2 separate regions of the Homo sapiens genome follow, and region 1 is linked to region 2. Evidence: chromatin contacts called from ENCODE Hi-C or POLR2A ChIA-PET data. All regions are on one chromosome and are shown on one strand. The core of a region is the stretch at or near the end of the contact, and the rest is flanking DNA. Distances in the headings are between cores, read along the strand shown. Region 1 holds the start of KIF23 (kinesin family member 23). Region 2 holds the start of PAQR5 (progestin and adipoQ receptor family member 5).

Region 1 (3,442 bases), core at 468-2,967, 120 kb after region 2:
TTTCTTTACCCATCTTAAGGGTCACAGCTGACACTACCATAACAAAAAACAGGTTAGCAAGATAAATGGATAACTTATTGAATCACAGTTTTATGGGATGTAAGTGCCTTCAGAAATGAAGACCCAAAGACCCAGGGAAAGCTGTCCATTTTTATGCTTAGATGAGATGAAGAATGGACAGCTGTGTAGAAATGTGATTGTACAAAAGGAGTATGATCTAATAGTAACAGACTGAAGGAGGAATCCAGCAAGTCCTGTCTGTTCAGATTCTTCTTGGCCTCTCTGTGCAGCTTTCCTTCTTCCTGAGTGTAGGGCAAGACCCTTTTGGAACGAGGGTCTTATGACAAGGTACATCAAAGAATGTCTTTATGGCCAGCTCTTACACAAAAAGGTGGGGGAAGGCTAGATTAATATTTCTAGGTTTTTCTAGAATAATGTTTCTGGCTTGCTTGGGAGAAAAGGGGTTCTAGTTTCCATGACCCGCCTTGGGGAACAGAAATTCTGGTTTCTATTATTTGCTTTAGGAGACACAGAGGGGTGGGAGACAAGAGGGCAGGAGAAAGTCAGAGACAGACTTTGCTTTTAAGGCTTCTCTGAGGCACTTTCAGTCTTCTTTAGTTCAAAGCACTCAGTGTGCCAAAGAGCCATACTCTGGGGTGTCGTTTCCTGAGCACCAACAATATTGGCCAAGGACATTGTGACTATCCTTACCAGTGCTGTGGTCCTTTAGGAAGTTGAGAAGGGGCTAGAGTTCCATGAGAGCCCAGGTGTAGATGTGTATTTGGTAGTCATCGGCTTAGGGTCAAAGACAGAAGTGATATAGAATCAGTTCATCTAAGGCAAGAGTAGGTTCAAAAGGTTGCCCCTTAAGGGTAAGGACCAAATTTTATTCATCTCCGTAAGGCCAGGATCAAACACAATCAAGATTTGATAAAACAGGCCGGGCGCAGTGGCTCACGCCTGTAATCCCAGCACTTTGGGAGGCCAAGGTAGGCAGATCACCTTAAGTCAGGAGTTCTAGACCACCCTGGCCAATATGGTGAAACCTCATCTCTACTAAAAATACAAAAATTAGCTGGGCGTGGTGGTGCGCGCCTGTAATCCCAGCTACTCGGGAGGCTGAGGCAAGAGAATTGCTTGAACCTAGGAGGTGGAGGTTGCAGTGAGCTGAAGACTGCAGTCCAGGCTGGGCGACAGAGCAACTCCACCTCAAAAAATAAAAAAGGAAAAAAAAAAGATTTGATAAAATAATGTACATATAGGACAGAGCTGGAGGGAAACCCAGGAAAGGTGAATCAGAGAGAGAAAAGACGCCAAGATAATGTGGTGACTTGGGAGCCAGAGAGACGGAGCCTGAGACTTGGAGCAGGGCACAGCACAGGAATACAACACTTTTCACCAGAACGACATTCCGACCTCTGAATCAACCCTGGAAAGGCCCTTCCATTGAACTTCTTGTGATGGAGGAAAAGAAACCCTCAGTTTCGTCATCGCAAGGCGGAAGAGTTTAAATACCATACCTCAAGATCTCCCTCCAGCCCTGACACGCGACTCCGCGGCCCTTTCAGCGTCGGTCGCCTAGGAGACAAGCGCCACTTCCGGCAGCGAAGTCACTTCCGCGGAGGTCCTGCCTCTCCCTGCGGACGGGCGCTGATTGGCCCGTTTGAAATGCGCCAGGCGGGAGCTCACCTGGGCTCTTAGCGTCGCCGCCGGCTTCGCAGAGCACCGCGCCTTAGCCGCGAAGTTCTAGTTCTTGCTGCCGGTCCTAACGTCCCGCAGTCTTCGCCAGCCAGCCGTCCCGCATGCGCGTTTGGGCGGCGTGGAGCCTGCTGCCATGAAGTCAGCGTGAGTACGAGGCCGCCGAGCAGGGAGAGAGGGCGGACGGGGGCCGAGGCCTCGGGGCTGGGGGCAGGCGTCTCCACTCAGGCCGCGGCCGTACGCGGGCAGCGCGGACAGCATCCCGCCCGGTGCTGCTGCGGCCGCGACCCCAAAGTGGGAACCTCCACGTGTGGCCGCTCCGCGGGAGCCTGGGCGCGGAGACCCCTGCCGCGTCGCCCCCCGCCGCCCCGCCTGGGCCTCCAAGGGGCCAGGAAGGGTCGGCCCGGAGCCGGGGTTGTTTTACGCCGCACCCGGTTCCCGGGGGCGGGGCAGTCCTCCTCGGGGTCCCGGGACAGCCTTTCCCTTCTCCCTCGCTGGCTGCCGCCGCCTCCAGAGTGCAGTTGGCCAACTTAGTGCGGGTCGGAGGTGGTCTCGTGTGTGGAGCAGAGCGAGTGTGCTGGGCATTGGTTAGATGGGCTCCGTTTCTGGAGAGCCCTGGCACCGGTGATCGCCGCTAGCTTTTTTTTCAGCCGAGCACCCTGTCCTTGAGGCCGAGCCCATCCGCTTACACAGGCCAGTTACTTCTGCTGTATTTTGTGGCCGCAGAGAACCTCCGCCCACATTCCTAAGCTAATATTTTCGGCGCAGCATCATTCCTGGGTAAAGAAATATTTGTCGTGCAAAGGAGAGGATTGGCTTTATTACCATTTAGGGAGTCGTTTGCAAAAGACAACTTGTTTATTAAGAGGCCGAAGTCAAAATCTTTAGATGAAAAAAATTATATATAAGAAATATACGTTGAGTTTAACTTAAGCCCACCACAAAGTATTTTGCACTGAATAACACGAATTTGCTTGTGTTTCATCTGAGAATATGTTTGGAAAAATATTTTTAAACTACAGTCGAAGCCAATAATCTTACTTAATTTTAATGTGTTAAATGTATATCTAGCCTATAGATAAATGTGAAGGGAAAAAGATGAGATGCTAGAGAAATGGTGAAATCAATCAAAATAACTTTTTGATTGCCCCTACTTAAGAAACCAAGAAATTGGCAGTTTGGGACCAGATTTTGTTTGGAGACAAAGAGTAATGTTTTGAGCATTCAATGACTGGTTGTTCCTTGAAAGTACAGGCGTAACCCTTGACGAAAGAATGGTTTCCTCCATGTGCATTTTTATAGTGTATTGAAGTTAATCGCTTGTCAGTCTGTAAAGTGTGGGCAGTTATAATTTGTAGTGCCTCTGTTAAATTGTTGCTCAAGAAAATATGCAAGCCATTTTAAGTATAGAACTAATCAGAGAATAAGTAGGTAGCTTTGGTACCAAAAATGTATTCTAAAGCAAATTTTAATTACTTTTGGATTACGCATGCCACAAACACTCTGCTACTATGATTATTAATGTTATTTGGGATGCAGTGTTTTGCAACTGCTAAGGGATAATTTACAGATAACCTAGAAAGATTGTATAAGTTTTAGGTGAGGCTTTTGTATTCGTGTTGAACTGAAAAAAAAGTTATTATTATTTTTTAATCTATGACCAGGAGAGCTAAGACACCCCGGAAACCTACCGTGAAAAAAGGGTCCCAAACGAACCTTAAAGACCCAGTTGGGGTAAGGTATC
Region 2 (3,418 bases), core at 919-3,418:
TCCCTCCTTCCAGATCCTGCCTGTGATTCCAGCTCCTTTCCCTTGCTGTACAAAGTTCCCACCTCTGCACTTTGCCTCACTCTTTCTTCCTGCCCACTGGTACGTATCCCAGTCCTTCCCACACTTCAGGTCTCCCTCGGCTGCACAGGAGGCTCAAATCCAGCATAGATTCCTGAAGTCCTGGGTCCAAGTTCTAGCTCTGCTACTGACTTCTTGTGACTGTGTGACCTTGGGCAGGTCACTTTCCCTCTCTGGGCCTCCATTTCATCACTATGAAATAGGAGTGTTGAACACAATACTCTAAATGCATCTCCATGTGGTCTAAGTACCCCCCTCCCCGGCCCCTCCCTGCCCTTCCCCCTCCTCTGATCATCCTGTGTGCTCACCATCCACAATCCCCTCTCCTGGCTCCACATCATTCTCCAAAGGGTTCATGTTCAATCATTCAGTTAGACTTTAAACTCCCTAAGAGCAGAGGAGGGTGATTTTGGCCAAGATATGCAGATCGATTCATCAGTAATCCACTGACCACCTCCATTTAGGTTGGGAGCCTCTTTATCTTCCCTCTTTAGTTTCTTCAAGGTGCACACACAGATACCTACAGCAGGCAGGAATCCAGGTGGGGCACCAGGCATCTCTGCTCACCTTGGCTGCTGGTGGTGGGGTGCCTGCCTGTGCTGTGCATGCTGCAGCTTTGGCAGGGTGGCCAATCAGTCCAGTGCCAGCCTTTGCCTCCCAGAGAATGCTTCACACCCTATTCTTCCCCCAAACCCATCACTGGCCCAGACATCAAAAGCACACATCCCTGTGCTATTCCCCTTCAAAGAGCTTCATATCTAATATCTCACTGAGTCCCCCGACTAGCCTTGGAAAGGCAAAGCAGGGATTATTAATCTCCATTTTGTAGATGGTGAGGGTCTTGTCCAAGGCTACTCTGAATTCAGCATAGAGCTGGGACTGGGCTCCACTCTTGTGTCCAGTCATTCTTGTCAAACTCTGGTCTGTGGAATATACATGCCTGCCTCTGTGTAGGCCCCAGTCTCTTTCCCTTTAAGAACTTGGGTCTGAGAGGACAAGCGCATGTCGCACGCACACACACACGCACATGCATACACACCCTTACAAGATGCACAGCCACCAAAAAGCCTAATAAAGCAAGGTGCCCAAGACCACGGTTCAGGATCCGTAAAAATGGCCGGAGATAATTGACTGCAACCTATTCACTGCAAATGGGGCAACTTGGGCCCACAAAGGGCCAGAGACTTGACCCGAGTCACAGAGTAGACTAGAGCCCAGGTCTCTGGACTCCCAGTCCTGTGCTCTCTCCACTGTGTGTGCCCTCAGCAAACAAGGCAAGGCAGGGAGGAGCAGGAGCTCAGAGAGCCTGGGGCTGAAGGGTGGGAGGAAAGAGCCTGGTGGGGGACTTCGGTCCACAGGTGTGGATGTTCCAACCTTTCTCTGGCAGGGTCGGGGTGGGGGCACCAGGTAGCTGCAACCTGTTCCTTCAGCACCTGGGAGGAGACACAGAGTCTGGTTCCCTGAAGCCAAATGTTTCTTCTTTGTCCTCTGTGTCCCTTCATCTCTTATAGCTGTGTCCACTGAGTGGCAGAGGTCCAGGCCCAGCGCCTTCCAGTCTAGGAGCCTGTGACCTGGGACAGGATCCCTGGGGAAAGGGTGAGGGCTGGCAAAGGGCCCGCCACCCTGAGCACTCCAAGAGACAGGGGTGGAACTCACTTCAAGGATTCAGGGCGGCGAGGATCCTCTCCCACCGGCGAAGCGGACACCGCGGTGGGGCTGCGAGTACCCAGTTGTTGTTTTTTTCTCCTTCCCTGTTCTCCACCCCATGCACTTTTCCGAGGGGCAAGCTCCGCAGTTCTCCCATCAAGGAGGCTCTCCAGGCTCCCTGCCGGCCTTCGGCTCCTGGGGTGGAGGTGGGCGTGGGGTACATGGGCCCTAGGAGAATGGGGTGTGAGAGACTCCCCTGGGCTTATGGCTTTGGTGGCACCTCAGGCTGTGGAATGGGGTGGCGAGTCTTTGGAAGTCACAGAGCCCAGGGTCGGTGGCACGTGATGAGGCGCAGGCCTGGCTCAGGGGGTGGTGCCCACGGCCCTCGGCTCCTCCCCCGGGGCCGCCCCGCCCCGCGCGGGAGGGGACGGGCGGGGACCGGCATGGGTAGGCGCGGCGACCCGCAGGGCCAGGTGCAGGGCCCGCGAGTCCGGGGTCGCCGCAGCCCGGGAGGAGTGTCTGGTCTCCGGCCTGCCTGTGCTGTCCCCGCGCCCTGTCCACTGGACTCCCGAGACCCTTGGAACCCAGGTAACCCGGGGCGGGACTCCCCGCCGCGCGCCGCCTCCCCACCTCCCGGTCCACGCGCACCCGCCCTCCGCGGCAGCCCCAGCCGCCCTGCGCCCGTGGAGCCCGTTGAGCCTGGGTGGCCGCTCCGAGGGCGGGTCTGGGAAAGTTTGTGCCGGGGCGGCCCTGATCCGGCGGCGGCGCGGCTCGGCCACTTTCACCGCACGCGGGGCCGGTGTGAAGGTGGGGCGGCCGCCGCCGTGCAGAAGGCTCTCTGCTGCAATCGAGGGCGGTGAGGGGAGCTGTTGCCTTCTCGCACCTTTTCTCTCACTCTCCAGGGCGTTTGCGCCGCTTATCCTTCCTCCACCGCCCCCCTCCCGCCGCCCCCACTTTAATAAAACCCTTGGATTGGGGCTGCACAGTTGGCGATTTCTTTACACCTGTGCTTCCCGCCTCCTGAGCCCAGATGTGAGCCTGGGCTGAGCAGGACCGTGTGGGTGAGGGGCGGCCCACTGCCTGCGGGGGTCGTCCCGGCCCTGTTGAAGTGGGTGCCCAGCTACAGGGAGTTCCCCCTGCTCTGTCATTGGCCTCCCCCCGGCCACAGCCCCCAGCTGGGCATCTCCTGGCTCCCCTAGCACTTCCCAAGTCCTAGTCGGATGAGCCCAGGAGAGGGGGTGGACCCCGGCCCAGCAGAACAAGAACTCAGGAGCCCGGTAACTCTTATCCGTGAGCAGAACCGGCTTCCTCCCGCTTAGGTTGGGAGGAGGGCTCAGCTTAGTGGGAGTCGGGGGTGACAACTGCCCCTTCCCACGCAGAGCCATAGAGAAGAGATGGGGAGAGGTCAGGGGATCTGAGAAGAGCTAGCAGCCAAAAAGGGACACATCCCTGATTTCATTTGAACCTAACAAACCAATGGCGAGTAGATATTAACACATGGGCAGATGAGAAGACAAGGAGGCCCAACAAAGCTCAGCCATTTGCTGGAGAAACTGGTGGGCTTTTCTCCACCACTGAGTGGCGGGTTTCCCACCGCATCCTTCCAGAGCTGCATGGTCGCTTCTGCATTCTTGCAGTGCCCTTGACTCAGCAGAGGTTTGTTTCTTTTACCCCACTCCCCACCCCCCTAGGT

Evidence for each region. Hi-C counts contacts between places; a loop is a spot of excess contacts on that map. ChIA-PET counts read pairs that join two places held with the same protein, here RNA polymerase II (POLR2A). Pooled maps may share reads with other maps.
Region 1: a loop to region 2 is called in a pooled map, with 2.1 times the contacts of the local background. The contact joins the promoter of KIF23 here to the promoter of PAQR5 in region 2. A Hi-C loop is called at or near these places in 2 of 168 maps with a recorded cell type or tissue (MCF 10A and endothelial cell of hepatic sinusoid) and 1 of 50 pooled maps. POLR2A ChIA-PET finds 5 or more read pairs at or near these places in 3 of 52 experiments (H1, MCF 10A and WTC11).

The regions. Positions count from the first base shown.
Region 1 is chr15:69,412,632-69,416,073 of GRCh38, forward strand. It overlaps KIF23 (kinesin family member 23), which reads left to right and starts at 1,718. Exons shown (of 24, transcript NM_001367805.3): 1 at 1,718-1,845; 2 at 3,363-3,432. The coding sequence starts at 1,835. KIF23-AS1 (KIF23 and PAQR5 antisense RNA 1) reads right to left here and starts at 2,398. Exons shown (of 2, transcript NR_132971.1): 1 at 1,521-2,398. RefSeq lists silencers at 1,888-2,007, 2,038-2,117.
Region 2 is chr15:69,296,744-69,300,161 of GRCh38, forward strand. It overlaps PAQR5 (progestin and adipoQ receptor family member 5), which reads left to right and starts at 2,169. Exons shown (of 9, transcript NM_017705.4): 1 at 2,169-2,313. PAQR5-DT (PAQR5 divergent transcript) reads right to left here and starts at 2,020. Exons shown (of 3, transcript NR_184010.1): 1 at 1,735-2,020.